Linked DNA regions of Homo sapiens: region 1 is linked to region 2. Evidence: read pairs that join two places in POLR2A ChIA-PET (ENCODE). Cell type or tissue: GM12878. All regions are shown on one strand. Each heading gives the region's core, and the rest is flanking DNA. Links, peaks and the distances in the headings are about the cores only.

Region 1 (11,356 bases), core at 6,739-9,238, 230 kb before region 2:
CCAACAGGGCTAGTCCTAGTAACACGGTGCCCCACCCCACACCACTGCCCCACCCTGATACTGAAACTGCAGCTGATGGGGTAATGCTCTGAGCTGCCCAGAGGAATGAGGCAGACAAGTCCTGCTGTGGCCTGGAAAACCCTCAAAAGAGTCAGTGCAATTCTCAAGATCACAGGTATCTGCCTGTTGCTCAAGAGTCCCAACCTGGCCACAGTGAGGGTAGTGAGTGATAGAACAGGGGAAAGGAGACAGCCTGTGGCGCTGGCTCGGGCACAAACCACTGGTGAATCAGACCTGAATTGATTCCTGGAGCCAAGTACTGTTTGCCATCTGTCTGAGGCTTTATCTGCCAGGGAGATGGGCAAGTGGCCAGAGCCCTCTCAGGGTGAGGGGTTGAACAGCCAGGCTCCAGCACACTGCCATACCAGATGTCATGACTGGTCACTCAGAAAGGGCACCGGATGGGGTGGCAGGAGGCCGAGCCCCTGGAGATGGCCCCCCTAGGCTCCCTGAGTCTCAGCCACCCCCTCCTCCTCCCTGGGCCTCAGGCTCTTCATCTGTAGCATGAAGGTGTGGGCAGTATAAGGACTTTTCCCACTATGGCTGCAGAGGGCTCACAGGCACTTGGTTGAGTTGAAAATATATACAGGTCTAACAATTTTTAAGTTTTCTGTTTTTTCCCCCACATAAAACCTATTCAACCAAATGCCTATAAACATGTTGGGGTGATGTTCTTCTGACGTCTGTGCTTCTAGGTTGTTTATGGGATGGACCTTCCTATCCTGTCACCTCGGGGATTGCAAAATAAAGTGTTAAAAAATGTTACCATTTGCACTTCTCTATTCAACCAAAATAACAGAAGGAAATTGGATTTCTCTTGTCTTTATGAGCCAATATTATTAGAACCTATACTTTTTATAGCTATACCATTTTTAGCTGTTTTCTGTATTCTACATAAGATTTCATTCCAAAAACTTTAACTATGTTTAAAGTTTGAAAATCACCATCCCTGGCTGGGCATGGTGGCTCACGCCTGTAATCCCAACACTTTAGGAGGCCGAGACAGGCAGATCACCTGAGGTCAGGAGTTCCCGACCAGCCTGGCCAACATGGTGAAACCCTGTCTGTACTAAAAAAGCAAAAATTGGCCGGGCGCAGTGGCTCACGCTTGTAATTCCAGCACTTTGGGAGGCCAAGGCAGGCAGATCATAAGGTCAAGGAGATCGAGACCATCCTGGCTAACACGGTGAAACCCCATCTCTACTAAAAATACAAAAAATTAGCCGGGCGTGGTGGCGGATGCCTGTAGTCCCAGCTACTCAGGAGGCTGAAGCAGGAGAATGGCGTGAACCCGGGAGACAGAGCTTGCAGTGAGCTGAGATCGCGCCACTGCACTCCAACCTGGGCGACAGAGCAAGACTCCGTCTCAAAAAAAATAAATAAATAAAAAATAAAAATTAGCCAGGCGTGGTGGCAGGCGCCCATAATCCCAGTTATTCAGGAGGCTGAGGCACGAGAATTGCTTGAACCCGGGAGGCGGAGGTTGCAGTGAGCCGAGATCACATCACTCTACTTCAGCCTGGGAAATAAAGTGAGACTCAGTCTCAAAAAAAAAAAAAAAAAAAGAAAAAGAAAAAGGAAATCACCATCCCTGATAATCTCTAAGGTCCCTGTAGCTCTGACATTCTACTAGTCTACCTACCATTCTAAAGCTCTGAACAAATTCATAGGGTTTTAAACCTGTCAACATGGAACCTTTTAGTTTCCTGCCTTTGTTTTTATGCACTTGGCTCTTCATATATCCAACTTCCTATCCAAATCCCATTCTTTCAGCACTTCAGTAAAACCCCTTCCTCACAAAGCACTTAACATGGGTCTTGGATCTAAGCCTTGGTTTCAAAATAGGGTAACAGAGCCTCCCTCAAGTGGTTAGGTTTAAGTGAGTAGGTAGTATGTATATGTAAAATGTTTAGCAAAATGCTGATACATAAAGCTCAAGGATCAGTAATTACTGTTATGATTATCTTTGTTAATGTGTTATTATTGTCATGGTGGAAAAGTCAGTGCAGACTCAATTCCCTGAAGAGATGTGCAACCTCAGGCAAAAAGTCTGGCCCATTCTCGATGGTGCAGTACTGCCTCCTAGTGGGTAGCTGGGCATTTTTTTTTCTTTTTTTTTTTTTTTAGACTCCTGTCCCCCAGGCTGGAGCGCAGTGATGCAATCACGGCTCACTGCAACCTCAATTTCTCAGACTCAAGCGATCCTCTCACCTCAGCCTCCAGAGTAGCTGGGACAACAGGCACGTGCTACCACACCCGGCTAATTTTTTATTTTTAGTAGAGACAAGGTCTTGCTATGTTGCCCAGACTGACTCCTGAGCTCAAGCAATCCTCCCACCTCTGCCTCTCAGCCCAAGTGCTGAGATTACAGGCATGAGCCAGTGCGCCCAGCCAATTTTTTTTTTTTTTAATGACTGTCACACTGGCCAGGGAGGTTAACTGGCTGTAGGGTGAAGAGGACAGAGATATTAAATGTCTGGCACACAAAGAATTGCCCATGCCCACAGGACTGAATCCATTACAGGTATAAAATATAAAAAGTGCTTTAAATTTTTCGAAACCTGGCTGGGCACGGTGGCTCACGCCTGTAATCCCAGCACTTTGGGAAGCTGAGGCAGGTGAAATCACCTGAGGTCAGGAGTTCAAGATCAGCCTGGCCAACATGGTGAAACCCCGTCTCTACTAAAAATACAAAAAAAATTAGCTAGGCTTGGTGGCAGGTGCCTGTAATCTCAGCTACTCGGGAGGCTGAGGCTGGAGAATCACTGGAACCCAGGAGGCAGAGGTTGCAGCGAGCCAAGATCGCGCCATTGCACTCCAGCCCAGGTGATGGAGATTCCATCTAAAAAAAAAATAAAAATTCAAAAGCTGGGGAACTTAGCACAAGAAAACATTATGTGCACATTTCACATATAGACATACCTCAGATATATATGGGTTCAGTTCCAGACCATGTCAATAAAGCAGGTCACACAATTTGTTTCCCAGTGTATATAAAAGTTATGTTTACATTGTACTGTAAGTGTGCAAAAGCATTATGTATTTAAAAATGTACAGGGGCTGGGCATGGTGGCTCATGCCTGTAATCCCAGCACTTTGAGAGGCCGAAACAAGTGGATGGCTTGAGCCCAAGAGTTTGAGACCAGTCTGGGCAACATGGTAAGATCTCATCTCTAAAAAAATACAGGCCAGACGCAGTGGCTCACGCCTGTAATCCCAACACTTTGGAAGGCCGAGGCAGGCGGATTACCTGAGGTCAGGAGTTCGAGACCAGCCTGGCCAACATGGTGAAACCCTATTTCTACTAAAAATACAAAAATTAGCAGGGCATGGTGGTGGCTGCCTATAATCCCAGCCACTCGGGAGGCTGAGGCAGGAGAATCACTTGAATCCAGGAGGCAGAGGTTGCAGTGAGCCAAGATCGCACCACTGCACTCCAGCCTGGGTGACAGAATGAGACTCTGTCTCAAAAAAAAAAAAAAAAAAATTAGCCAGGCATAGTTGTGTGGGCCTGTAGTCCCAGCTATTCAGGAGGCTGAGGCAGGAGGATCACTTAAGCCCAGGAATGCTTACAATCATATAAGCCTTCAGCCACATAACCTTGCTGGTGGAGGGTCTTCCCTCAGTGTTGATGGCTGCTGACTGATCAGGATTGTGGTCGCTGAAGGCTGGAGTGGCTGTGGCAATTTCTTAAAATAAGACAATAATGAGGTTTGCCGCATTAACTGACTCTTGTTTTCACAAGATGTCTCTGTAGTATCTGATGCTATATGATAGCATTTTGCCCACAGTAGAACTTCTTTCAAAGTTGGAGTCAATGCTCTGAAACTCTGCCATTGCTTTTTCAACTAAGTTTATGCAATATTCCAAATCTTTTGTTGTCATTTCAACAATGTGTGCAGCACCTTCAGCAATAGATTCCATCTCAAGAAACCACTCTTTGCTCATCCATTGAAACAAGTCTTCATTCGTTCAAGTTTTATCATGAGATTACAGCAATTCCGTCACATCTCTACGCTCCGTTTTTAGTTCTCTTGCTGTTTTTTCCACCACATCTGTCATTACTTCCTCCACTGCAGTCTCAAACCCCTCAGTCATCCATGTGGGTTGGAATCAACTTCTTCCAAACTGCTAATGTTGATATTTTGACCACCTCCCATGAATCGCATGTGTCGTTAATGACATGTAAAGCAGTGAATCCTTTCCAAAAGATTTTCAATTTACTTTGCCCAGATCCATCAGAGGAATAAATATCTATAGCAGTATAGCCTTATGAAATGTATTTCTTAATAAGACGTGAAAGCTGAAATGACTCCTTGATCCACCGGCTGCAGAGTGGATGTTGTGTTTGCAGGTATGAAACTACTAATCTCCCTGTACATCTCCAGCAGAGCTCTTGGGTAACCAGGTGTATTGTAAATGAGCAGTAATATTTTGAAAGAAATCTTTTTTGAGCAGGTCTCAATAGTAGGCTTAAAATATTCAGTAAACCTGGCTGGGCACGGTGGCTGACACCTGTAATCCTAGCACTTTGGAAGGCTGAGGCAGGCGATCACTTGAGGTCAGGAGTTCAAGACCAGCCTGGCCAACACGGTGAAACCTCACCTCTACTAAAAATACAAAAAATTAGTCGGGCGTGGTGGCAAGCGCCTGTAATCCCAGCTACTTGGGAGGCTGAGGCAGGAGAATCGCTTGAACCTGGGAGGCAGAGGTTGCAGTGAGCCGAGATAGCACCACCGCACTCCAGCCTGGGCGACAGAGCAAGACTCCTGTCTGAAAAAAAAAGAAAAAAAGAAAAAAAAACAGTAAACCATCCTATAAACAGATGGGCTGTCACCCAGGCTTCGTTCCATTTATAGGGCACAGGCAGAGTAAATTCAGCACAATTAAGGGTCTTGGGAATTTCAGAACAATAAATGAGCATTGGCTTCCACCAGCTGCCTCAGTCCTCAACGAGTTAGCCTGGGCGGGGCATAGAAGCTCCACGCCTGCAATCCCAGCGGAGTTCAGGAGTTTGTAAAGATGGGGTCTCACCAGACTGGTCTCCTGGGCAACATGGTGAGACCCAATCTCTACAAAAAAATTTTTACAAATCAGCTGAGCATGGTGGCGCGTGCCTGTGGTCCCAGCTACTTGGGAAGCTGAGGCAGGAGAATCGCTTGAGCCCAGGAGGTTGAGCCGTGTTTGTGCCACTACACTCCAGCCTGGGCCACAGAGCAAGAGCCTGTACCAAAAGCAAAACAAAAAATCAAGAGTAAGACTGTCCTTTGAAGCTTTGAAACCAGGCGTTGGCTTCCCCTCTCTAGCTATGAAAGTCCCAGATGGCATCTTGTTCCAATGGAAGGCTTTTTTCTACAATGAAAATGTTTAGTGTAGTCACCTTCATCCATTATCTTAGGTAGATCTTCTGGATAACTTGCAGCTTCTACATCAGCACTTGCTGCTTCACCTTGCACTTTTTGTTTTTTTGTTGTTGCTGTTGGTCTTTGTTTTTGTTTTTGTTTTTGAGACAGAGTCCTGCTCTGTCACCCAGACTGGAGTGTAATGGTGTGATCTTGGTTCACTGCAACCTGTGCCTCCTGGCTTCAAGCAATTCTCTCCTGCCTTGGCCTCCCAAGTAGCTGGGATTACAGGTGTCCACCATCATGTCCGGCTAATTTTTGTATTTTTAGTAGAGACGGTGTTTTGCCATGTTGGCTAGGCTGATCTCAAACTACTGACCTCAGATGATCCGCCCACCTCGGCCTCCCAAAGTGCTAGGATTACAGGCCTGAGCCACCATGCCCAACCTGACTTACATCTTATAGCACACTCATATCTGATATTTACATACAGAACGTTTATTTTATAAACTGCTTTTCTTGTATTTTTATATTATTGTTAAGGCTTTGCATTTCTATAATCCATATAGAAAATGGATCTCACTTCAGAAGAGTCAAGGGTCATTACCAATTTTTTTTTTTTTTTTTAACAAAAAAGGGGCCCATGTCTGATAAGTCAAGACCACTTGTCCTCTCTGAGCTTCTTGAGTAATGGGAGATAATTCCAACGTCACAAGGTTGATGAAAAAAAGCACCATTCATGTGCCTGGCATCTATTTATTCCACTTCAGTTTTCTTCCTATCTGGTTGTCTACTTTTGCTCTCCTACACCTTGCTCAGGGGATATCCCCAGTACTGGCAATATGAGTGTGTTTAATAAAGGAGCAAAGGAAAGCATTTTCTGGTGACAAGTCTCATCTGGCTGTTCGGTGACACCAAGGCACATGCCCAGGAAACTGGTAGTTTCCAGTCTGGCACCACAGCCTCTAGAGAAACAGAACCAGGGCACCTTTCCCAGCAAGTTTATGGAGAAAAAACAGGGATGGGCAGGTATCATCAGGAAGCAGGGTCCCAGGCTGAGGGCAGAGATGTGGCTTGTTTCCCTATCTAGGGATGCCTGGGGGGAATTAGGGTAAAAAGGCAAACAGCAGGTCAAGGTAGCTTATTTGGGCCAAGGTTGAAGACTGCAGCCTGAGACACTTCCAGGTTGCCTTGGAGAGTATTCCAAAGGACAGGCTCAACTTTTTACAGAAAAAAGGATGAATCAGAAGACGGGTGATTACAAAAGTTGTTCGTCAGGAATTCTCATTGGTTTACAGAAATAACACTGGTTAGTGATTGGCTATCCACTGTTGAATTACAGGACAATGGCATTTTATGGCTACTTGGCATCACAGTCTAGAACCCACATGGCAAGTGACTTCAAGAGGTAATTATTTAGCTCAAGGAGGGAGTGAAGACAGGACTGCTGTTAAATGCCTCTCTGGCCCTAATAATTTAAAAGGAATCACATTCCTCAGATTAAAAGGTGTTTTTCTTCCTTAAGACATACTGGGTCAAAGTGACAAACTGCACTTCTGTGGTATCAGAAACAGACTTTAATCTTGACTGCCCAGGCCGTAGTGCAGTGGCGCGATCTCAGCTCACTGCAACCTCTGCCTCCCAGGTTTAAGTAATTCTCCTGCCTTAGCCTCCCCTCCCCAGTAGCTGGGATTACAGGCGCGCTCCACCACGCCCGGCTTTTTTTTTTTTTTTTTTTTTTTTTAGTAGAGATGGGGTTTTGCCATGTTGGTAAAGCTGGTCTCGAACTCCTGACCTCAAATGATCCGTCCACCCGGGCCTCCCAAAGTGCTGGGATTACAAGCATGAGCCACTGCGCCCAGCCCAAGTTATTGGTTTTCTAAAGCTCCCCGTGATTCCAATGTGCAGCAAAGGGGAGAGAAAACACCATGAATACCCTGTGAAGTATATTGTTATCCCCCAACTTTTCAAACAAGGGAACTAAGAAAGTGACTTGCCCTCAGCACACAGCCAAAAAAAAAAAAAAAATTTGAACTCAAGAAAGCCTAATTTGAAAACCTATTTTAAAACAGCTATCTAGCAGTTTTAACCCACACCATCTTTCCTACCTACCTATCCCTTCAGAATCCCCTTTCTTAACATATGCCCATACTCCCTTATCCACAAATGTCCCTCTTGACCTTGGACCATTCAACTCAGTAGTCCCCCTTCCGCACTCTTCGAAATTGGACAGATTCAAAAGTGGTTGAGGAGGAGCAAGGTCAGCGGAAGCACACTCACAGCAGGCAAATTAGGGTAATTTCTGCCTGCCCAGCACCCAAAGGAGCCTTTCTTAAGCCATTACCTGAGTGCTTACTGCATGCCAACACAAGCCTGCACAGAACACCTATTATTTACTGAGCAGTGTGCTATGCTCTGTGCTGAGTGCTTTACTTGCATTACACTATATTCTTGATATTAACAATAGGGGATAGGTGCTTCCTATTATCACCATTTTAAAGATGAAAAAAATGAAATCCCAGACATTACACAATTGGCCCAAAGCCACAGAGCTGTAAGGAAGCAAGGATTCAAATCTGGGCTGCTATTTCCAAGCCTGACGGCCTTAACGTTACACTGCTCCCTATAACAAGCCCTGGATTTGCTGTTGAGGCACCAGAGCCCTGCTCTGCCACTGTGTCCCTGTGTGACCTTGAACAAATCCACTTTCTTATCTCTAAACTAATAAGAATTTGGACTATCGACTCTGAAGCCCTTTCCAGTTTATCTACACCTGGTCCTGTAACCAAGTTTATAGTTTCAGCTCCATTACCACTGGGCTGCGAAGTTAGACAACTTGCCAAGCCCCTCCGAACTTAAATCTCTTCCTCAATAAATGGAGATGATCACATTAACCTTACTACTAACACCCTTTTGAATCATTTTATTCCTGTCAACTGCTGTCATACCCAAGAGCTGGCAGTGGCTCAGGTACCAGTCTTGGATGACAGAGTAAGTAAAAACCTTTCCTTCCACCCACTTCTGTTGAGAATTAATCAAAATTACTTGAGGAAAGGAATGGAGCTTTCTTCCAGGTCAATAGACTGCCAGCTGCTGTAGAGAGCTTGTTTTTGTTTTTTGTTGTTGTTTTTGAGACAGGGCCTCACTCTGTCACCCAGGCTGGAGTGCAGTGGCACAATCTCAGCTCACTGCAACCTCTACCTCCTGGGCTCAAAGCAATCCTCCCACCTCAGCCTCCTCAGTAGCTGGGACTACAAGCACATACCACCATGCCCAGCTAATTTTTGTACTTTTTGTAGAGACGGGGTTTTGCCATGTTGCCCAGGCTGGTCTCCTGAGCTCAGGCAATCCACCTGCCTTGGGCTCCCAAAATGCTGGGAAGAAAAAGAGCTTTAATTACCAAGTAAGTGATCACTTAAATTTGTCTACTTAACTTCGACCACTATTTTTTCACCAGCAACTCAGAAATAAGACACAACAGTCTCCTAACTTGGGCTATCATTTTTAAACAAGAGCTCATGAATCTCTGGAAGAAAAAAAAAAGAGACACACAGAGAAAAAAAAGGTTTGTATACTTTTCTCTGTAAAACTGAAAAGTCCTCCCTGTTTGATGTTTTGGGTTTGTTTTTTTTTTTTGAGACAGTTTCACTCTTGTTGCCCAGGCTGGAGTGCAATGGCACGATCTCGGCTCACTGCAACCTCTGCCTCGCAGGTTCAAGCGATTCTCCTGGCTCAGCCTCCCCAGTTGCTGGGATTACAGGCATGTGCCAACATGCCCGGCTTTTTTAAGTAGAGACAGGATTTCTCCACGTTGGTCAGGCTGGTCTCAAACTCCCGACCTCACGTGATCCACCCAACTTGGCCTCCCAAAGTGCTCGGATTACAGGTGTGACCCACAGCACCTGGCCTAAGGCAGATACTTTCAATGATTCAGTTCTTAGCCCTCCTTGTCAGTGTGTTCATACTCCAACTTACAAAGCACGTGACTTCTTCCAACCTCACTCTTTGAGGCCAATTTCATGTCAAATGGATTGCTATATATTGCCAACTGAAATCTAACCAAGACTGCCAGCTCAGTAAACCTGTCCTCATTAAACTCCAAGCAGCTAGAATGAGCGAGCCAGCCATTCATCAATGCACTCTAATACTCCCAACTTCTTGGCTTTCCTGTCAGTGTTAAAGCTGGACAAGTTATCTTATACACGCTTGTTCAAATACATGGCTAAAGGAAAGTAAAAAAAAACCAATCAGATTTGGACCCACTTCAAACTTAAATAAACCCTTTTATCTCTAAATCCTAGTGCAGTTTACATTCTCAACTGTTTCTGGCTCTAAACCCCTATTTCATGATTAAGGCATTTATTTCTTCCTCTTCACCTCAGATTGGTTAGTCTCTCCTTATCATTTGAATGTGAGCTCTGGAACTGGGATGGCCAGTTGCAGTGGCTCATGCCTATAATCCCAACACTTTGGGATTACAGCCAAGGCTGGAGGGGTCCTTGAGTGCAGCCTGGGCAACAGTGAAATACCATCTTATAAAAAACAGCCTGGGGCGGGGCGCAGTGGCTCACGCCTGTAATCCTAGTACTTTGAGAGGCCAAGGCGGGCGGATCATGAGGTCAAGACATCGAGACCATCCTTGCCAATATGGTGAAACCCGTCTCTACTAAAAAATACCAAAAAATTAGCCAGGCATGGTGGTGCGCACCTGTAGTCCCAGCTGCTCAGGAGGCTGAGACAGGAGAATCACTTGAACCTGGGAGGCAGAGATTGCAGTGAGCTGAGATCACACCACTGCACTCCAGCCTGAGTGACAGAGTGAGACTCCGTCTCAAAACCAACCAACCAAAAAGAAAACTGGGGTGAAAATGAATTGTTAAAGGTCAACAGCCTAAACTTGCACTCCAGTCAAACACAAATATTATATAGATTTTTCTTTCTAGATATTGAGCTGGTGTTGTGATTTATCACTGTATCCCAGTCAGTGTTTGTATCATGGACTTTTGACATGTAGGAAAATTATGAAACAATTAAATGACAAATCAACATTCCAATTTGTATTTGTAAAATACTTTCATTGAAAACATGGGTAGTTTTATCTAAACTAAAAATAAATGTCATTATGAGATTCTGGTGGCAGCCAGCCAGCTGGATGAGGTTTTTTAAAGTTACCAGCTGCCTGAGCTTAAGATTTAGAATTGTTTCCCAAAGGAGTTATTCTTTCAAAAATGAAACTTCTAGGCCGGGCACGGTGGCTCACGCCTGTAATCCCAGCACTCTGGGAGGCCGAGGCAGGCGGATCACTTGAGGTCAGGAGTTCAAGATCAGCTTGGCTAACATGGTGAAACCCTGGCTCTACTAAAAATACAAAAAGCAGCTGGGCGTGGTGACACGCGCCTGTAGTCCCAGCTACTCGGGAGGCTGAGGCAGGAGAATTGCTTGAACCCGGGAGGCGAAGGTGGCAGTGAGCCGAGATCGAGCCACAGCACTCCAGCCTGGGTGACAAAGAGAGACTCCATCTCAAAAAAAAAAAAAAATACATAAATAACATTAAATAAAAAATAAACTTCTGTATCTCAAGACTTACATAACATTTTTTTAAAATATTCAAATATTTCCTTCTCCAAATGACCAATATAAACTTCACATCTCCACCCCACCCCCTCCCCGACCCCCCATTGCCACTGCCCAGCTCCAGGCAGCATTAGGCAACAACTTCAACAACATTCCCCTTAGCTCTACATTTTGGGGCTTTGTGAGCAAATAAAAAAACAGTGAACAACGCTAACTTGGCCAGGGAAAGGTGACTCAGGCCTGTAATCCCAGCGCTTTGGGAGGCTGAGGCAGAAGGATCGCTTGAGGAGTTCCAGACCAGCCTGAGAAACATAACCACGTCTCTTAAAAAAAGTTTTTAATTAGCTGGGCATGGTGGTGTGTGACTGTAGTCCTAGCTA
Region 2 (11,356 bases), core at 3,556-6,055:
CCAGGTCCTCACAGCTGGTGAACGCATTCTCGCAGGGAGCCCCTCTTTAGCAGCCTCTCCCCACTCGCCGGTTTTCTAGGTGCCTCGAGACTGCCCCCAGAGCTGGCGCCCCGTCCCACTCCAAGGCCTTTCTCCACTCCCCTCTCGCCAGGACCCATACCCATTATCAGACCCTTCCCTGGCCTCCATGCTGAAACCCAGGAGTCTGATCCTCAGCAGCTCCGTGGCTGGCGTTTCCCAGGCAGTTACAGCCTCGGAATTCCCCGCTCCTCTTACTTGGATGAGGACAGAGGAGTAGACAAAGAGCCTCCTGCAAGCCTCCTTGGCAAGTCCGAGGCAAGTCCTGTGCCTTGAGCCCCTTCTCCAGCAAGGCAAGCTTCCCTTTCCCCACCAGGAGGCAACCCCTGAGGTCTGATTACTTGGGAAACAGCACCAAAGGGGGACCGGCTGGAAATGAAGTGAGAACGACCCGGAAAGGTGTTGAATCCCCTTTCGCAGCAGCCAAGGCTTCTGGAGTTTGCTTTGCTGGCTCCGATCCAAATTCTCTCTCGGCAGATATCTCTCCTCGGATCCCAAGAGATGAATGTAAAGCTTTTGACAATCCTAGAGTGAAAAATGACTTGATGGAGCTGGTTTCACTTTTCCTTTCCGTGCTGTGGCAGCCTGTGGCTGGGCATGAGCCCGAAGGAGCTTCCTATTCCTACAAAATCCTGCCACTTTCTTCATTTTCTCATCTGAATGGATGAACCCCGTCATCTCTGGGGGCCATGCTGATTGTTGAATTGTAAAGATACAGGCTTCCCGTGGTGAGACCTTAGGATTCAGAAATGTATCCTTATCCTTTCTTTTTCTCTTTTGAAAATAGTGTTTGTTTGTTCTGAGACGGAGTCTTGCTCTCTTGCCCAGGCTGGAGTGCAGTGGCGTGATCTTGGCTCACTCCAACTTCCGCTTCCCGGGTTCAAGTGATTCTCCTGCCTCAGCCTCCTGAGTAGCTGGGATTACAGGCGCCGGTCACCACGCACGGCTAATTTTTGTATTTTTCGTAGAGATAATGTTTCACTATGTTGGTCAGGCTGGTCTCAAACTCCTGACCTCAAGTAATCCACCCGCCCCAGACTCCCAAAGTGTTGAGATTATAGGTGTGAGCCACCGCACCTGGTCTATTTGTTTATTTCTGATTTAAGGTCTTTTGATCCTGGCCCCTCAGGTTTCCTGTGTTGTCCTCACCAGGGATCCAGTGAGGATTCCTAGGCTTTCAGATTTCAATCATACAAGTCTTGGCAGGGGATCCCTCTTGGAGTTAGGCACATGCATGGAAAGCTTGAATTGGAAGGATGTCATTTATTGTGTCCACTGGGTACAAAATGTTGATGGTACTGAGTTGAAGATATACATGGTTCCTACCTTTAAGGTTGATGCAGTCTTCTGGTGGAGATAAACACTCTTTCCCTTCCAAAAAAATTCTTAAGACATTTAAAGATGGCTGAGCCTTCACCAAGATGCTCTTCTTTGACTGTCCTGGTTTTTCTCTCTCTAGGAGGGAGAATTGGCTATTTCTCCTATAAGCCCTGTGGCAGCCATGCCTCCCCTAGGCACCCACGTGCAAGCCAGATGTGAAGCTCAAATTAACCTGCTGGGTGAAGGGGGGATCTGCAAGCTGCCAGGAAGACTCCGTAAGTAGAGGGGAGGAGAAAAGCTGAGTTTTTAAAAGTAAATTTTTATTTTGTTTTAGATCCAGGGTCTTGCTCTGTTGCTTACTTAGGCTAGAGTGCAGTGGTGTAATCATAGCTCACTGCACCTTCAACTTCCAGCTCCTGGGTTCAAGTAATCCTCCCACCTCAGCCTCTCCAATAGCTGGGACTACAGGCACACTGGCTAATTTTAAAATTTTTAGTAGAAATGGGAATCTCAGTATGTTGCCCAGGTTGGTCTTGAACTCTTGGGCTCAAGCTATCCTCTCGCCTCTGCCTCTCAAAGTGCTGGGATTACAGGTCTGAACCACTATACCTGGCCCTTAAAATTAAATTTTTTTTTAAATAAGAGACAGGGTTGCTCTATGTTGCCCAGGTTGTTCTCAAACTCCTGGGCTCAAGTAATCCTCCCATCTCGGCTTCCCAAAGTGCTGGGATCACAGGCATGAGCCACTGTGTCTGGCCAAAATTTTATATATATCTCATACCATAACTTTGTATTGCATAAATATATACAATTATTATTTATAATTTGTCAATTAAAAATTTAATTTTTGCCAGGTGCCAAGATTAACTTACCTTCCCTCTGTTTGCTGTTTCTTTGCTGAGTTTTCTTTAGCTTTTTGTTTGTGATGGAGTCTCACTCTTGCCCAAGCTGGAGTGCAGTGATGTGACCTCAGCTCACTGCAACCTCCGCCTCCCTGGTTCAAGCGATTCTCCTGCCTCAGCCTCCTGAGTAGCTGGAACTACAGGTGTGTGCCACCACACCTGGCTAATTTTTGTATTTTTTAGTAGAGATGGGGTTTCACCATATTGGCCTGGCTGGTTTTGAACTCCTGACCTTGTGATCCACCCGCCTCGGCCTCCCAAAATGCTGGGATGACAGGTGTGGGCCACCGCACCCGGCCAAGGTTAGAAATTTTAACACAACTTCTAAGAAACACTTTCTAATAGTGAGGTTCAAACACAAGACCCACAACTCTCCTCTGAGCCCTGGGAAATCCTATTTCCCTAAGACCAAACTTCCTAAGCTCAGAGGCTCACTAAATATCTATTGAATGAATTAATGAATGAATGACTAGGGATCTTCATCAAGAACACCAGGACCTCCAAACAATGCAGGATCACTTCTGTGGGCCCTTCTGAGATGGTCACCAGATCTTCCTGCACACTTCTAGGGACAGGCATTTCCTCCCCTCTTGAGGCAGCCTATTCTCTGATTGCATAACTCAGGGTGCAGGTCACCGTGGCCTATTTTCTCCTAGATTAGAACTCCTGAGCTACCAGTTCTGTTGCCTTGGGTTAGATTTCCCCAGGAGCAGACCCTAAAACACTGGTGAGGAGTAGGGAGGAAAGACAGAGAAGAGAAGGAAATCCCAAAGGTGTTCTTTTGGTCCAGTTAGCACCACGGGGATCTCTGGGGACAGTGAATCCTAAGTTATTCCAACCAGTGGGTAAGGGGATTATCCACTCACTTCCCTTCCATGACAGCATGAATGCTGTTTCCAGGGGTATTGGCTCTCCAGCATTTCCAAGTTACCCTGTACACTGGCTAAGGGGTTCCTGCAGCCAGAAAAAGCCCAAGGCAGAGTCAGATGGGGCATTCGGCAGCCTTCAGAGTGTGGAGGTGAGAGGCAGGGCCTATGGGCAGGGCCCCAGCAGCATCTTCTATACCTGTCATCTTAGATTCCATGACTCATATTTATTGGAACATCTGCAAATATTCAGACAATACAGTTCTGGCCCTTAGTAAATACCTGACAGTTTTAAAAGATAGGGGATGACAAATGACTCATTTTCCTGTCAACAGCATCCCAAACAAGCAAACTGCTGACACCAAATGAAGATTCGACTTTTCAGCCCTGTTGGGGGTGATCTCAGCCCAGTTTCCTAAATTTCTGGAAGCTGGGTTTCCATCTCTGCCCATCTCTCTGATGTTTATTCCCCGTCACCCACCCCATTCCCTCCCCTACCTCCAACCTCCATTTTAGTAGTCAGGACTGATTTGCCTCAGCAGGAAGTGAATAAACAAAACAGATCTTGTTTAGCCTTGTGAGTTGATGCTAAGAGGAGCACGGAAGTTATTTTCCTGTAGAGCTCACTTTTTTTGTGTTGATTTTCCTGACAAAGATGTGTAGTAAAGCAGTGGAAAGTCCACTCTGAGGACAACCGTGATGTCCAGGGTTGTGGCAAGGGTCAGGAGGTCTACTGGGATGGAGGAGTGGGATTCACGGAGATTCACAACTATGCTTCCCTGTATGGAAATGGGGAACAAAAGAGGATTCTCACCTCCCCATCCCCGGTCCATGGCCATGAGGGTCTGCCCAAGGCCAGAGTGAGTCAGGAGCTATGGGGGGACGCAGCTGCAGGGCAGGGACAGCTGGCAGTGCAGACTCTAGGACCATTTTCAGAACTGGGCTGATATCACAGGGGACTGGGAGGAGGTGATGCACCCTCAAGGGACAACTTGGGAGAATTCTGAGAGGAGGCAGTTCAGAGATGGTCACCACCATGGCCTCTTCAGTGACAGAGAAACTGAGACTCAGGGAGGGCAAGGGTCAACTGTGATGCTAATGGCCAGACTAGGCCTCCAACCCAGGACTCTTACTTCTCGGTCCTGCGTCTCTTCTTTTCCCTGGAGCTTATTCCCCAGAGAAAAGGTCTGTGAACTTCTCACTTTGGATGCAAAGGAAATGAGACTTCTTTGTGTTTTGAAATTGACTTTCAAAGCTCCTAGCTGTAAATAAGCCATGGGAAGAGACGTAGAGTGCCGTGTCCTATATTCAGAGTTGCAAGGAGAGGGATAACACCTCTCTGTGACTCCCTGGAGGTGTAAAGCAGGAGAAATGGGCCTTTGGGAAGCTTGAACAGATTTTGGGTGCCCATGCTGAAGTTCACATCCTTCACATGTGAGAGAGTTCCTGGGCACTTCATTTAATAGATCAGCGCTAACAGTTGTGGCTTCCCGGTATTCCAGACCAGGGCTTCTCAGATTTTAATGTGCACATGAATCTGCTGGGAACCGTGTTGAAATGCAGATGCTGGTTCAGCAGTAGGTCTGGGATGGGGCCTGAGATTCTGCAGATTTCTAATAAACTCCTGGGTAATGCTGATGCTGCTGGCTTGAGAACCACATTTTATTTATTTTCAAAGTGCTGGTCAAGACTTACTAAGGAAGTGAAATCCACTTAGTGGACCAAGATAAATATTTTTAAAAATTGAAATAGAACAACACATCAGAGCGCATTATAAATAGTAAAGGTAGCTGAGATTCGTGACTACTTTGTTTAGGCTATTTTTATATATGTGTGTGGGTACAAAATATTATTTGTTTACCATGGGTTGAGGTCAAAAATGGTTTGAGAAATGCTGCCCTAGATCATGGCCTATGAGAAGCAGGAGATTAGATGGATGTGGGTGTAAAACACCAGAGAGGTGGGGTGGAATGGGAGGATGGAGATTAAAAGCGAGTGTTCTAATTCACTGGAACGTGTGAGTACTGACAGTGACATCACCTGGCAATGAAAAGGAATGTGGCGGTGAGGACCCAAACAAGCAGATGGGGAATTCCAAGAACTATTAATATGAGGATAAAGAACCTCTCCCCTCCCTAAATGCAGGGTCTGGGCTAGACCATATGCATCTTTGTGCAAATTGGAAAGACTCCTCCTTTGGGGAGAAGCCAATCAAAGTCCCAGCTGGATTTCACCTCCATCCTCCCATTCCCCTCCTCTGATGGTATCTTTGTGCAGTACACAACGTGAACTGTATGCACTGGCCCTGCCCCCACAGTGTGGTGATGACCGTAAAGCTTGGTGTGATTACCAAGAAAAGGATTATCGACCAAGACAATGGGGCCAAGCAATGGGGTGACAGATTTAAGGAGTCTCTGAAGACACCATGACACACAATAAACTAAGGACATGATAATTGATAAAACGTAGTCATCATGGCAGAGAAGCAAGCTAGTCTCTCTGTTTTCAGGCTGGGGTCTGATGATCAGCATCCTGATCATCAGAATAAAGGCCATTCATTCGTTGAGTTTTTATTCTTGACGAGGTATTGTGATGAGCATACCGTATTTATTATCTGATTGAATATATTCAGTAGGCATGGAAAGTAGCTTTTTTTGTTATCTCCGCCTTACAGTTGTGTAAACTGGGCCATAGGTGAATTATCTTGTCCAAAGCCACCTACCAGTAAAATGGTGGAGCTGGGATTTGAACCGGCATCCCTCAGACCCCACAGCTGTCATTTGCTTTGAGAAACTGCCTCTAGCCTCAGATGATGATAGCTCCCATTTTTAGGGTACTGGCCAAGCACTTTAACTGCCTCCTGCATTCTTCCTGCAAGGGGATCCTGCAAGGTAGGGAGAAGCCAGCTGTTCATTCTGATTTGGTTGCTAAAGGCTGGTCAGGCTCTGTGGCTCCTGGAGCTCACTAGACCCAGTAAACTGCAGGGGTGTGGTGGGAAGTGGTGGGAAATAGCTTTGGTCAGGTGGGGAGGGGCACTTTGAGGGGTCTTGAAACCAGGACAGAGGGGTTTTGACTTGATGGGCTTGGTAGTTGGGAACAATAGTTTCTTCAGCAAGAGAGTAAAAGGGATGCTGTGGGAAGAGAGGTCCAGTCGGGGTCGGGGTGGGAGTCAGGGGCTGGAGAAGGGGCAGGCAAGGAGGCCCTGGGGGTGACCCCACACTGCTTTGCTCAACTCACTTATTTAAGCAATTTATTTTTATTGAGCAGCTACTATGTGCCAAGCATTGCTATAGGGGCTGGAGAGACCACAGTGACTGAGACAGGCAAAGTCTGTGCCTCCTGGAGCTTACATTCTAGTTGGGGATTCAGTGACTATGTAAAGAAGCGCTATGTCCACAGATAAGGGCAGTGGACGTGATATAGCTGGGAGGTGGAGGGGAGCCCCCACATGTAGCCCTGCTCTGGGAGGAGGTAGGGGACAACAGTGTTGACTCTTCAGGGAGACACCTGAGCCCTCCAATTGTGTCCTGGACAGGCAGCTCCTCTTGCTGCCCCAGCCAGGGGACTCTGTCCATATCTGCCTTGGGAGCTGGGAGTCGGGAGCTGGCCAAGCTGGAAATCCTCAGTTAGCAGGCCACTGGGCCGGGAGAGTGAGGTGACATTTGCCTGGAGTCTTGAGAGACAAAGATGGTTAATGGGAAAGAACTGAAAATGCAATGGATTATTGCCAAGAGAGGGAGAGGCCGGGGGCTGATCTGCAGGTGAAGTCCCACATTCACCTTACATTGGGAAGGGGAGCCCCAGTTACTCTCATCCTGGCAACTGGGTCAGGGAGACTTCTTGAGGGTGATTGACGCCCTAGATAATACCCACCAGGTGTTGGACCCTGTGCCACGCATTTTACGTGTATTACCTAATTGACATTTATAGCTCTATGTGTGTCAAAAAGCACATGCCACATGCCAGATGCTGCTTTTAAATGGGTTATCTGAAAGCATCCTTGTGACAGCCCTGTGTGGACAGTACAATTTTTTTCATCATCCTTGGTTTCACTGATGATGAAACTGAGGTACTGTCATTTAGGTCACATTATTTACAGCTGGCCTGGCAACATCATCTATGCTTTCTGTTGTTGTTGTATGTTTTTACTTTTTTTTTTTTTTTTGAGATGGCGTCTTGCTCAGTCACCCAGGCTGGAGTGCGGTAGCTTGATCTCAGCTCACTGCAACCTCCACCTCTGGGGTTCAAGTGATTCTCCCGTCTCAGCCTCCCAAGTAGTTGGGATTACAGGCACGTGCCACTGTGCCTGGCTAATTTTTTTATTTTTAGTAGAGATGGGGTTTCACCATGTTGGCCAGGCTGGTCTCAAACTCCTGACCTTATGATCTGCCTGCCTTGGCCTCCCAAAGTGCTGGGATTACAGGCATGAGCCACCACGCCCGGCCTTCTTCTTTTTCTTCTTCTTCTTCTTCTTCTTCTTTTTTTTTTTTTAAGAGACAGGGTCCCACTCTGTTGCCCAGGCTGGAGTGCAGTGGCAATATCATAGCTCATTGCATCCGTGAACTCTTGGGCTCAATCCCTCCCTCCTCAGCCTTCTGAGTAGCTGAGACTATAAGCATGCACCACCATGCCTGGCTAATTAAAAAAAATTTTTTTGTTTGTAGAGTCAAGGGTCTAACTATGTTGTCCAGGTTGGTCTCAAACTCCTGGTTTCAAATGATCCTCCCTCCTCTGCCTCCCAAACTGCTGGGAATTATAGGCCTCAGCCACCACAACAGGCCAGGAATCACAGTTTTGAATTTTCAGGCTGACGCCTCCAATATGGTGAACTAGGGGAACTACACAAAAAATATGAGTTCAGGTACAATGCAATTGGCGGTTGACACCCTAGCCGCGGAAGCCCTGGCTGGCTGTGGAGGCCTGCCCTCGACCCCTCAGGAATCTGCCCATCGTGTGGCCTCCACATTTTACACTAAGTCAGCTTTCGGCGTCTCATGTATCACCAGACTCATCTCCCATCGCGGCTCTAAATTCCTATCTTCACCAGCAAAGCATCCTTTTCCCTGCACTCCTGCTATTAAATATCTTATTCTTCTCTGATGGTACATTTCCCTGACTATTGAGGTGACATGTCTTGTCACATGCTTATTGGTGGATTTGCTGTGCCACAGGGGATCTCACCTGGCAGCAATTTTGCTGCTCCTTTCCCCCCGGGGACATTTGGCCGTGTCTGGAGACATTTTTAGTTGTTAGAACTAGGCTGGCATTGAGTGGATAGTGACCAGGGTATTCCTAAACATCCTGCAACACACAGGATAGGCCTTCACAGCAAAAAATTATCAGTCCCAAAGAGTCAATAGTGCTGAGGTTGAGAAATCCTGCTTTGCTGGGATTGCTGGAAAGATTTTTTTTGTCTTTAAAAAAATCAATTTACAGATGCTCTTGACCTATGGTAGGCATTAACCTTTTATCTGTCATCTGCATTGCAAATATTTCCCTGAAATCTACCCTCTTTTAGTTTTGTTTATGGTATCTTTTGCAGCAAACACAGAAAATTAATGTAGTCAAATGTGTGTTTCGTTTTTATTACAGCCTCTGCGTTTCCTGTCATGGTTGAGGTCCTCTCTGCTCTTATTGAGTGCATTTGGTTTTTGATTTCTACTTCTATTAAGATTTGTATTTTTCTATTCTTTATGCCTTTAATCTACCTACAATTGATTTTTGTGAATGTGAATGGTGGGAGGTGAGGACCCAAATGTATTTTTTTCCAGGTGGAGAGTCAGGTTTTTTTTTTTTTTTTCCATATTAGATTAACTATCCTTTCCCTCTGAATTAAAATCCTGCCTCTGTCATGTATTAACTTTACAAAATATACATACACACATAGGCACGCGTGTGTGCGTGCATGAACACTTACTTGCTCCTGGGCTCCACCTTCTTTTCCAATGATACTTGCCAATCTTAGCATAAGACCATTTGATCTTAGTTACATGGCTTTGTCACATGCAGTACCACAGAGGCCAGTTCTCACATGTATTCTTTTTTCCTGCCTTAAATAATTTTTTTGGCAATTTCAGACATGTACTCTTTTCTCTTACTCATTTTTAGGTCCCAAAATAGAAGTAAAGGAAACCTTTCCTCACTCTTAAACTGGGCTCTAGCTCCTTGCTTTCTGTTTTCTCAGCACAGTGAACGTTCCCTGTGTGCCGTCGGGAGGACTATCGTTAGAGTTATTGGTGGTGGGGCTCCTCCCTCCTGCCAGCCTGGTTCTGTGCCGTGTCCCTAGCCCTGCACAGTGACTGACACAAGCTGGTACTCATTAGATATTGGCTGAATGAATGAACAAGGAAAGATGCAGATCTCCTTTGTTTTAAATGTTAAAATTAAGTTCATTTCCTGTGTTGCTTTGAGTATAAGGGAGCAGAGGCTGGTCTGGTCTTTATCATTGCCAAGGTGTGGCCTTGGACAGTTGCTTCTCTCTTCTGCCTCAACTTTCTTACCTGTAGAACTGAACCCAGTGAGCTCTGAGTCTTTACACCAGTGCAGTCATAAAATAGGATTTAAATTTATGTATTTTTTTGATACAGGGTCTCACTCTGTCACCCAGGCTGGAGTGCAGTGGCGCAATGATGGTTCACTGTGACCTCCCGGGCTCAAGCGATCCTCCCACCTCAGCTTCCCAAGTAGCTGGGACCACAAGTGTGCATCACTATGCCCGGCTAAATTTTCTTTTTTGTATTTTTGGAGAGACGGGGTTTTACCAAGTTGCTCAGGCTGGTCTCAAACTCCTGGGCTCAAGTGATCTGCCCACTTTGGCCTCCCAAAGTGCTGGGATTACGGGTGGGAGCCACCACGCTCAGTGTATTTTAAATATTTTTTGCCCACAAAGGCAAATGTGTCAAGGGCTCATGAAGTCGTAACGTAGCCCTGCTGAACACTATCCAAAACTTGGCATTAGGAGCGTAGCAGTCCCAGGCAAAGTGGAAACGTGGGGAGAATAAGCAGCCACTTGTCTGGCTACTGCCAGAAATAAAAACACATGCACTGAAGGTGAGTGTAGGAGGCTCCCTTTGTCCCCTGGGCTGTTCCCTGAGCAAACCTGATTCCAAGTTGGCACAATGGAGCAGAAAAGTTCAATAGCCAGACAGCCCGGCTGTGCCCCATGCTGCCTGTATGCGTGTGGGCTAGTCACTTAACCTCTGGGAGCCTCACTGCCTCATTTGGGAAACAATAACATCCCTTCCTTTTTTTTTTTTTTTTTTCTTTAGAGGGAGTCTCGCTCTGTCGCCCAGGCTGGAGTGCAGTCGCATGATCTCGGCTCACTGCAACCTCTGCTTCCCGGGTTCGAGCGATTCACCTGCTTCAGCCTCCCGAGCAGCTGGGACTACAGGTGCATGCCACCATGCCCAGCTAATTTTTGTATTTTTAGTAGAGATGGGGTTTCACCGTGTTGGCCAGGATGGTTTGAATCTCCTGACTTTGTGATCCACCCGCCTCGGCCTCCCAAAATGCTGAGATTACAGGCATGAGCCACCGCGCCTGGCCAGTAACACCCCTTTCATTGGGTTGTTCAGTCATTCAAGTACTCACTCAACATGTGTTTTCTGAGCACCTACTGTGTTCCAGGCACTGTTCTAGGTGCTGAATACACATAACAGTGTGCTCCAGCACGCCTAGTCCAGTGCTGGCACATAGTAGGTTCTCGTTAAACACTTGTTGAATGAATGATTGGAAAACAGGTGGTGGGGAGGTACCAACAATAAATAAGTGAATAAATACATGCTACATACATAATGACAAACACGAACACATAATTCTATCCAATGTAAAATGTAATTACAAAGAACGTAACATGCTAGGAAGGAAAGAAACAGGTGGCAGCGACAGAAGATGATGGGGGTTGGGGGCCAGGACAGGGGAGCATCTGCTCAGATGAAGTGTTCAGGGTGGGCTTCTTTGAGGAGGCCCGACGGGGAGTGATGGGACTGGTCCTTGCTGGTTGCAGGCATCCAGCCCGCACTGTGGAGCAGGGAGGACGTGCTGCACTGGCTGCGCTGGGCAGAGCAGGAGTACTCTCTGCCATGCACCGCGGAGCACGGGTTCGAGATGAACGGACGCGCCCTCTGCATCCTCACCAAGGACGACTTCCGGCACCGTGCGCCCAGCTCAGGTCAGGGAAACGCACAGGCT

The links. Peaks named below come from ENCODE experiments on the same cell type or tissue, not always from the same donor. Only the 100,000 strongest peaks of a DNase experiment are listed, where the experiment ranks them.
Region 1: POLR2A ChIA-PET joins it to region 2 with 6 read pairs; 4 of 35 experiments call an interaction of 5 or more read pairs at or near these places.

Annotation. Positions count from the first base shown.
Region 1 is chr6:36,606,121-36,617,476 of GRCh38, reverse strand. No RefSeq gene overlaps it. Among named protein-coding and RNA genes, the nearest start is that of MIR3925, 11 kb to the left of the region's middle. RefSeq lists an enhancer at 2,363-2,412 and a silencer at 4,119-4,319. In GM12878, for the core only: no CTCF peak of the experiment used is centred there; a DNase peak (open chromatin) is centred at 7,692; H3K27ac peaks cover 257 bases.
Region 2 is chr6:36,375,851-36,387,206 of GRCh38, reverse strand. It overlaps ETV7 (ETS variant transcription factor 7), which reads left to right. Exons shown (of 8, transcript NM_016135.4): 2 at 1,538-1,673; 3 at 11,172-11,336. ETV7-AS1 (ETV7 and PTX1 antisense RNA 1) reads right to left here and starts at 587. Exons shown (of 2, transcript XR_926758.3): 1 at 277-587. RefSeq lists enhancers at 1-467, 10,712-11,211. In GM12878, for the core only: no CTCF peak of the experiment used is centred there; a DNase peak (open chromatin) is centred at 5,056; H3K27ac peaks cover 2,165 bases.